2 separate regions of the Homo sapiens genome follow, and region 2 is linked to region 1. The links are chromatin loops, found by intact Hi-C in ENCODE. Cell type or tissue: IMR-90. All regions are shown on one strand.

Region 1 (5,000 bases):
CAGTGGCACAATCTTGGCTCACTGCAACCTCTGCCTCCTTGGTTCAAGCGATTCTCCTGCCTCAGCCTCCAGAGTAACTGGGATTACAGGCCTGCGCCACCACACCTGGCTAATTTTTGTACTTTTAGTAGAGACAGGGTTTCACCATGTTGGCCAGGCTGGTCTCAAACTCCTGACCTCAAGTGATCCTCCCGCCTCAGCCTCCCAAAGTGTTGGGATTACAGGCATGAGCCACTGCGCCCTGCCGGCACCTGCATCTTGTAAACAGAGGAAGTGCTCATGACATAGACCCCAGGGGCCCATGGCCATGGAGATTAGAGGTAATGCAACTGTCAACCCATTAGCCTGGTATCAGGCAAGTACCAGACACTGCTTATTCCTTCAGTGAAGTTCTGCTGGGCTCTGAGAAGGCCGCATCACTGCTCTTGGGTTTATATCCAGAAGCGGAGCTGGACGCAAACAGCTATGTCCATGGCACAAAACAGAATTAATATCATAATCAAATTGATCACATGGTCACAACCAGTACTACTACTCCCAAGAAAATCTTTCTTTTCAGCTGTCAGCAGGGAATATAATAGTGTCACTTTCATTTCACTTCTAGAGCAAAGCTTAACAAACTTTCTTGAGTGTGTGACACTCACAGAGGATGCAAATTCCCAACACCCTCCACCCAGCCCCAGCGTCTACTTCTGTGGGTCTAATGGGGACCCAGGAATGGCTCTTTTAACGGCCCCCTCATGAGATTGATGTGGGTAGTTCCCAAATCCTGTGAGGTGGGCTGTCAGTGCAATAGAGCCTGGGGTATGCCCATTTGTGCTTAGGCCACTGAGAAATTTACAGGCTCGATAGGCCTTTGGTATGTTCAAAGGTGAGTGAAGGATAACAAGGTGAAGAGATGCCTGTGAATCTGATTTTTTGGATGGCTGCAACTAAGAGTCAATGGGCATGAAAAACAATCCAAGAGCTCACATTTATATGAGGCCCTTATCAGTACTGAGAGAGACATTCTCACTTCACAAGCTTGGATGTGCAAAAAGAAAAAAATCACTTATTTCTTTAAATCAGTTATTGATTTCAAACCCCCCATCCTACTGTCTGGCTGGAAATTCAATATCAACCATGCTTGGGTCTGGCTCCTAGAGCCATCTGAAGGTCCTTGGATGCCTACGCATTCAAGGGTGCCATTGTGGGTCTTTGGTCCCTTTCCCATTTGAGGCTGTTTAATGGCCCTGCTTCTCACCTGAGCCTGGAAACCCTACAAAGCCGAGACCCCAGGGTTAGGCCCACCTCCCTGTGCACACTCGCGGCTATGCCCTCTCCCGGCCCCAGTCCTAGGAAGCCCACTCCTCTGCACCACTCCCTCTCCCTACAGAATCCCGCTCCTCAAGGGCTGAACAAAAAAGCCGGAAAAGGAAGAGTGTGCAGGAACCTTTTTTATTCAATCCTTCTTTTACCCTTCTTGGAAAAAGCGCAAATACAGTGATAACTAAATACCGTATCTCTATCAATTATCCTTTGGCCCAAAGCCCTTTGGGGTGATCCTCCATGATGGATGCCCCATGTAAAGGTGAGGAATCTGATCCCGAGGAAGCAACCATTGTGGCCAATTTCACATAGATAATAGCTGGCCAGGTCTAGACTCAAACCAGGCTGTCCACTTCTCTCTGGTCCAGCCCAATTGCCCCAGCTGAGTCATTCTGAAGAGTCAGCATGGACTAAAATGGTGGGGAGGCCCCTCTTTTCCCACTGATGTTCACTGGCCCATGGGAGGGAAGTGGGGGAATCTCTTGAGGGCCATTAAGGTGGGTAACAAAGGCAAAAGAACCAGGTAACAGTTCATTTACTTACCTTCTATTCAACTAGCAACAACATCACAACTATTCATTAAACAGGGCCAATTTATCCCTATAGCACCATGAGTTAAAGAGAGTTGTGGAGAAAAGAGACAAAGAGGGAAGGGTTTTGAGAAGAAAAGGCCCTGAGAATCCTGCACACAGACCTTCAAGGGAACAGCTCCATCTGGTGACTGCTTAGCAGATTCTTGCTCAAGAAACAAAGCCATATTGTGATTTTATTCAACCACTCTCAAAGATGGAGAGATACAGTTAAGCTGGAGGCTGAAGCCAGTCAGTATCAAATTGATACTAAAATATTATATTGCAGCAAATCCAGAAGAAATACATCCTATCTTTCGCAACCACAGGAAGTAAATACCTGGAAGAAAGGTCCATCTCCTGCCAGTAGCACCAGACACCAGATTCATTATAACCTTTCATCAGAGATTAAATATGGAAACAGATCCTGGAAAAGCCCTTGGCAAATCATAAATGAGAGGAAGTTTTTCTCCATGGCATACCCTGGCCATTCCTCCACTCTCCAGCCACATCATGTCTCCAGCCCTGCTACAACTTGACAGCAATAATAATAACTAAAATGTGCACAGATCTTTACAGTTTACCAAGCCATTAACCCATTTAAAACACTTCTTTAATCAGTAAATCAGTGGGGAAAGGCTTGGCTATGCTGTGGTAACAAACCTCTCGAATCTTAGTCACTTGACACAACAAAAGATGGTATCTCGCTCACAGAACCTGTGGTGATCTGGGTGACTCTCAGGTCAGTGGCTCAGTAGTGCCCCTCTGCCTGCTCAGGGCCTGGAGGATTGGCCTGAGAGCCCCCCCAACCAGTGTCTCAGTAACTCAGACTGTTTGGAACCTGAGGTACCTCCATTTCATTATAAGCTGCCATGATGGATGGGGCAGGGGAAGAAAGTCCTGGAAGATCCCGCACTGCTAAGCAATGCTTTGTCCCAAAGTAACGCTCTTCACTCTGCTCCCAGCCTAGCTGCCGCAAGAGCGGAACAGAATATTCTGTGTGCTCAGGAGAAGAAAAGAGCAGATATGGTTGAGCACTAAAACCCTCTACTGTGGGTAGTGAACCTAGGTGGACACAGTTGCTCACCGGGACACTTAAACCAGCTTTGCGGGGCTGTCGGGGTTGGGAAGCACAGTCTGGAAAGATTTCCCAATGGAGGAAGCACCAATTGTGGGTCCCTGAAGCTGAGGGGATGATGCCCAGGCAAGGCCGAGGCAGTCTGCAGAGGGCTGGGGAGGTGGGAAAGACGATTTTGCTCAGAGGAGGCAGAGATGGGGTGGTGGCTGAGAGAGATGCAGGGTCAAGGAAAGGATGGCTTCAGAGAGGAGAGATTTGCTGGGGCAAAAGGCCACAGGATGGGGAGGCTGCGGGGTCCAAGAGGACAGCTGATGGAGCGAGACCCTGCAGGCAAGGAGGAGATGGGGTGACTCATGGCAGAATCGCACCAGAGTTCCCACAGCCCTGTGCGGCCACTATGACTAGTCCCATCCTGTACATGGAGAAAACGAGGCTCCTTCCAGTTGTCCCTCACGCCTCCCTTGATTTATGTACTACCTGATGTGTATAAGGACAGGTGGTGACAAACACATGGTCCCTACCCTTCAAGGACATATAATCCAGAGCTAAGACAAGACCTTAACACAGGGCAAAGTACTATGCTCTGAGTTCATTTGATGAGCGATGGGAGAACGGGCTTGATCCTAGCCATGCGGGAGAGACTGGAATTCAAGAGAGTCAAATGTGCTGGGAAAGACTTTCTGGGCAAAAGGAATAAGCAAAGGTGTGCAAAGGTAAGGAAGCAGGAAACCTTTGCACATCTTGAGAACTCGCCGGCCAGAGGCCTGTGAAGGAGCGCAGTGGTCAGGCAGGAGAGGCAGTCGGATGCAGGCTGAGACCATCCTGGAGGGTCTTGAGGCTGGCTTACCCCAGGCTGTGAGTAGTGGGCTCAGCCTAGTCCCGGCTCCTGGGTTAGTGCTCACGTGTCTCTCTGCCCCCTCAGGGCCTGGAGGAATGGCCTTAGAGCCCCCACCAACCACGCTCAGGAAGGCATTCCTAGCTCAGAGTACCCTCCTGGAGTCTACACTGGAAGGGGCTCCTGAGTGGGCCGCGCCACACCCCGAGGAGCAGAGGCGCAGTCCTCCCGCGTGCTCCCAGCACACTCCACCCCTACCCAGCACACCCACGGGGCCCCCACCTTGCTCACCTGGGGGGAACCACCCACTCTGCGCCCTCTCAGGGAGAGGTGGTGGCCGCTGCTCTATCCCCTCCCTCTCTTCCTCTTCCACCTTCTCTCTCTTCTCATCTGGGTGCTGGAACCCAAGGGTGAAACTGAGAGTCAGAAAGTCTCAGTCTCAAGGCAGAGCGGGGCAACTAATTTAAAACGGCTTCTACTCCGGCCCCCAGTGTGACTAATCTCCTTCTCTTCGCTCCACAGGTCTATAAATGGGCCACAGTAGGCACCCCTTTTTAAATCTGTAAAATCCCCAAATCCATTAAAAGTGACTTCAGAGGTCCCAGATAGGGACCAACATTTGTTTAAACCTTTTCCTCATTACATCTCATGACCGCCAGCTTACAAAAGAGAGACTGGGGGTTCTGGATGAGACGTATGCAATCCCTGAGTCCACCTTGGAAAGGACAGAGGCAGGTGTCACACCGTTCCTCTTTGACCCGAATCGCTTGAATCCCAGAGTTTCAACAGCTCAGGTGGGTTGAAGGCTCAGAATGTACCAGACATCCGAAGCGCTTTACATACATTTGCTCCTTGAATCTTCACGACAGCCCTGTGAGATGCAATAATCATGCCATTCCACAGACGAGGAAACGGGCCCAGGGGACTGCGGTCTCGGCTCCTTTCCTCTGGCTTTCTCAGAAAAGGCGCGGAGGCCCCCGCCGGGTGGGCGAGGCGGGGTGGGCGGCCCCTTGCGCCCTGGAGTCGCATTCCGCCACCAGGGGGCGCCGCCCCTCCGCCGCGGCCCGGGGAAGCCACCCGCGGAGGCGCCACGCCCAGCCCGCCCACGGGACGCCCCCGCGGCCCCACAGCCAGCCGGGCGGGACTCCACCACCCGGCTCAGCGCGCCTCCGATAGCCCGCTTCCCCGCCGGGGCGCCCTCGGGCCTGCG
Region 2 (5,000 bases), 270 kb before region 1:
TATGGGCTACATGGATTAAGTTATATAGCCTATGTGTGTCTCAGTTCTCCTCTGTAAAGCAGAAATACACACCTAGTAGGTATGTTGTGAGGTTTTAATGAAATACAGTAAGCTCTTAAAACAGAGCCCTACGTATAGTAAATGGCATTTTATGAAGTTTTTAATAAAGTTGCAATATGCTAGTATGTCCAGAATTGGTTCCTTCTGGTGGGTTCTTGGTCTTGCTGACTTCAAGAATGAAGCCGCGGACTCTCGCGGTGAGTGTTACAGTTCTTAAAGATGGTGTGTCTGGAGTTTGTTCCTTCAGATGTTCAGATGTGTCCGGAGTTTCTTCCCTTCTGGTGGGTTCATGGTCTCACTGACTTCAGGAGTGAAGCCGCAGACCTTCGCAGTGAGTGTTATAGCTCTTAAAGGTGGTGCATCCGGAGTGGTTCGTTCCTCCTGGTGGGTTCGTGGTCTCACTGGCTTTAGGAGTGAAGCTGCAGACCTTCGCAGTGTTACAGCTCATAAAGGTAGTGCGGACCCAAAGAGTGAGCAGCAGCAAGATTTATTGTGAAGAGCGAAAGAACAAAGCTTCCACAGCGTGGAAGGGGACCCAAGCAGGTTGCCGCTGCTGGCTTGGGTGGCCTGCTTTTTTTCCCTTATTTGGCCCCACCCACATCCTGCTGATTGGTCCATTTTACAGAGAGCTGATTGGCCCATTTTACAGAGTGGTGATTGGTCCGTTTTACAGAGTGCTGATTGGTCTGTTTTTACAGAGTGCTGATTGGTGCGTTTACAAACCTTTAGCTAGACAGAAAAGTTCTCAAAGTCCCCTACCTGATTAGCTAGACACAGACCACTGATTGGTGCGTTTACAAACCTTTAGCTAGACACAGAGTGCCGTTTGGTGCATTTACAATCCTTTAGCTAGACAGAAAAGTTGTCCAAGTCCCCACCCGACCCAGAAGCCCAGCCAGCTTCACCTCTCACTAGTAGTGATGGACAAAGTTCTTCTGCCCTTTCCTGTCCTATTAACAATTATTTATTACCTGCCAGGCAAGCTAACAGTGGTGACCAGAAAGCTCACATCCAGTTATCCAACAGCATTTAAGAGACATCTGCTGCTTCTCTCTCTGCATAGGGGCCACTGGGATTACCATTTATTGAGTGTTTTCTGTTTACCAGTACTGTACCCCAGGTACTTTATATGTATTATCTTAACACAGCCACCTAGAAATAGGCTTGAAGAGATTAAATAACTTTTTCAGGATTGCTCTTCTAGGAGCAGGGCAGAGCAGGCGGGACTCAGTGTTGTAATAGCTATGTGTTAATAATCCACTATTGTCATTGTATAAAACACTTGCTGTGTGCCAGGCACTGTTCCCTGTGCTTTACATTCATGAACTCCGTTAATCCTCACACAGTCTGGTGAGGTTAGATGGAGCCCATGGCTCCGTGGAATTCATTAGAAAGGGATGGTAGTGTTCTTCCATTCCAGGCACTTAGGAGCCACTGCTTGTTATAAACAGATCTCATTAGAGGCAGAGAATTAACACTGCCTGAGATATGCCCATGCCAGGGCAGTTGGAGCTCATGTGTGTGGCTTTCCCTCTCTCAACACTGCAAATTGATCTTTTCAGTCTCTTTGTTACGCCTGATGAGTCTGTCCTGGATAGGCAGAGCTTCTCTTTACATTCACCCTGAAGTCCTGCAGAGGGGTTGGTCTGCAGCGTGTCTCTACTGTAGTCTTTCCCTGTTAGTTTGTGACTGTGGGAAAGTTTATTACTCCTTTGTGGGATGCTTGAACTTGTCATCTGGCAGCATCTTAATTTTTCTCTTCCAGTTTCCATTATCCCCACCACCGCCCCCATGCCATTACTGGTGACAGAGTTTCCCTTTAAAATCTTTGATTTTATATTTAATGCCTAACTGTCTGACACATAGTAAAATACTCAGTAACTATTTGGTTGAATAACCAATGAATAGAGGGAGGAAAAAAACCATTTTGTTTTACCAATCATTCTTTGCTTTTTTCACAATAGTTTGTGCCAGAAATGACCATTCTGTCTGGTTTATGTTTTCTGTCCCAGGGAAGCGTGGTTTTCTCTGTTCATTGATTGACTCAGTGTTAGTTGAGCTGTCACTGGGGCTCACTCTGGCCCACTTGCGGCTTATTGTGCCAGGTACTGGCATAAGTGCTGGGGAAGGAGAGGTGAATAAACAGGCACTTGTCCTGCCTTTGTGGAGTTTATAGTCTGGTTGGATGAGACAGATATTAAACAAAAAAAATCCTTACTGGAATGTAGGGGTCACAGTCTTTGTCTGTTGCATTCATTGCTGTATCTCTAGCACCCAGTACAGTACCTGACATGTAGTAGATACTTAATAAATATTTGTGGAATGAATGGATGAAGTGGAGTTACAGAGAAAAATAGAAAAGTACAAATTGTTGTCAGTGTTTTGAAGGAAAATTATGATCTTTCCCAAAGTTCTGACTTCATTCTAAGACAGGGTTAGTATCTCCATACATAATTTTACTTGCTTTTGAAAATCAAATGAGATAATCTATTTAGATTGATAATTTATTTAGACTGGCTATAAACTATTAAGTGCTAGCAAATATACATTTTAATCTCATTTTCCACCTCTTGTGATATAGCTATGTAGGTGTTGACTTTAATGGATGTCAGGGGTAGGTCCCTAATTGCTTCTTGCTTCTATCATAACAGTAAGTCTTGGATTCAAAAAAAAATTTCGTTCTGACCACTTAGCATAGTGCTTTGCTTATTTTAGGGACCCACTTAATATCTGTTGAGGGAATGAAAAATTGACATAGATGTCCCTGTAACGCCTTTGTGTGCCTACAGTCTTTTCAAAAATTCTGAGGTAGCACAAGAGTGCCACCTACTGTTAAGTTAATGGAGAGACTGTGTCTGTGCACTTAGTCATCAGTGATGTTGGTTGCAGATAATACTTAAGAAGTACTTTCACATATCTCATACAATTTGAGCCTCACAAAAATCCTGTGAGGTAGATTATCTTAATCCCATTTATTTCCTCCCCTTTTGAGGATGGTAATGCTCCTCTTCCCTCCCCATTATTGAAGTCTGGACTTCTAACAGCTTTGATATCTGGTTTGATTTTTGAGTGGTACTCAACTGTAAAACAGAGTCCTGTAATCCCTTTTTGCTCTAACGACTGGAGATGCATAATATTCACATAATTAATATAACTATAGTAGTATACTATAAATTAGTAACAATAATTTATAAAGATATGTTTGAGGGCTAGGCAATAAATGCTTTACTTATTTATTTTTCATGTAATCGTTTTAGCAATCTTATCAGAGGATAGTGTTATGCACACTCTGTCCACGGGAATTTGAGGTTCCAGAGGATTAAATAGTTTGTCCTAGGCCGTACAGCTAGTAATCGATGATACTGGCAGTTCTGACTTCACGGTTTATGCTCTTCATCTCTTTTCTATATTGACCTATACCCACTGCATTATAAACTCATATAGATCAATTCTGTAATAACGTTGAGCCAAAGAAGCTCTTCCAGCACTCTGACCAGATGATAGCCTAATGAATCTTTATTATAGTCTCTTTGAGTTGCAAAGTATCTTCGCAGAGTTGCTGGAGAAACAGGGCTAACTGCAGCATCACAAGAAGAAGTATCAGGTTGGTGCAGTAATTGCAGTTTTTGTCATTAAAAGCAATAGCATTAAAAGCAATGACAAAAACTGCAATTTGCAATTACTTTTGCACCAATCTAATAGATAACCTAAAATGATGGACATCTTCAGGGAAGGCATGCTGGGGGGGCATTTCATTAGGCAAACATGTATCTTGAGATCTATGGTTGTGCTGAGCAGAATGGTTTGCATATTATAAGTGCTCTCCAAATGTTTATTGCAGGACATTTCTATCTTAATTTTTGCTATGACTTTCTACAGATGTTTGGTTACAATAGCAGATAGTAGTATATTGTATTATTAGCCATAGAAAGGCTACATAAAGACTTACAGTCCTCATTGCCTGGATGTTATATATTTACATTTTTCAGATTTGTGTATGGGCTCTTGAAATTGATAAACATTCATATATAAATGTTATAGATTACATAGCAGCCGTGTGTGTGTGTGTGTGTGTGTGTGTGTGTGTGTGTGTGTGTGTGTTTTGTTTCAGAGACAGGGTCTCACTATGTTGCCCAGGCTGGCGTCAAACTCCTGGACTAAAGTGATCTGCCTAACAGCCTTCCAAATAGCTGCAGCTACAGGCTTCACACCGCACTCAGCTTTATTATGTATTTTTTTAAATCACCAGTTTTTGAAAATACAGAATTATTATGTGGGAAGTGGTCAGTTAAAAGATTTTGCATATTAAGGAAAGTTGGAGACTTGATTGGGCACTGCTGATCCTGTAGCTAAGAGAGGCATTGAAAGACCTATCCTGCTATCTGGTTTCACCCTTCATGCTGAATTTCTATGTTTCACGTCTCCACTGCTGCAAAATTATAAGAACTAAGGCAGTGAGACCGAAATGTACCCACGAGACAAGGTTTCTCCCCACTGAAAAGACAAAACTACATGCTTGAGCAGCATTACTTTGCAGTAATCTTGAACACAAGGTTTACAATTATTTGAACCTATCATCTTCTTGGTGTCCTGTATTATTTAGAGAATATGGTGTAGTGTTTCAAGTACTAGAGATTTCCCAGAAGTTGGATGAAAGGGAGGGATTGGGGAAGTAGAAGAAGCAAAATGTATTGTGTTTAAATAAACTTGAACCAAATTTGATACTTTTTTTTTTTTTGAGATGGACTGTCACTTTATCGCCCAGGCTGGAGTGCAGTGGCGTAATCTTGACTCACTGCAAACTCCACCTCCCAGATTCAAGCGATTCTCCTGCATCAGCCTCCCGAGTAACTGGGACTACAGGCACGCGTCACCATGCCCGGCTAATTTTGTACTTTTAGTAGAGACAGGGTTTCACCATGTAGGCCATACTGGTGTCG

Evidence for each region. Peaks named below come from ENCODE experiments on the same cell type or tissue, not always from the same donor. Only the 100,000 strongest peaks of a DNase experiment are listed, where the experiment ranks them.
Region 2: it touches region 1 in a loop (6-fold over the local background); 17 of 110 quality-filtered maps call a loop at or near these places.

What each region holds. Positions count from the first base shown.
Region 1 is chr3:133,927,563-133,932,562 of GRCh38, reverse strand. C3orf36 (chromosome 3 putative open reading frame 36) reads left to right here and starts at 2,751. Exons shown (of 1, transcript NR_161373.1): 1 at 2,751-4,418. RefSeq lists a silencer at 4,593-5,000. In IMR-90, CTCF peaks have their summits at 2,019 (motif pointing left) and 4,827 (motif pointing right); a DNase peak (open chromatin) is centred at 2,012; H3K4me3 peaks cover 411 bases.
Region 2 is chr3:134,195,744-134,200,743 of GRCh38, reverse strand. All of the region lies in intron 6 of RYK (receptor like tyrosine kinase), which reads left to right. Among named protein-coding and RNA genes, the nearest start is that of RYK, 53 kb to the left of the region's middle. In IMR-90, a CTCF peak has its summit at 2,893 (motif pointing left); a DNase peak (open chromatin) is centred at 2,903.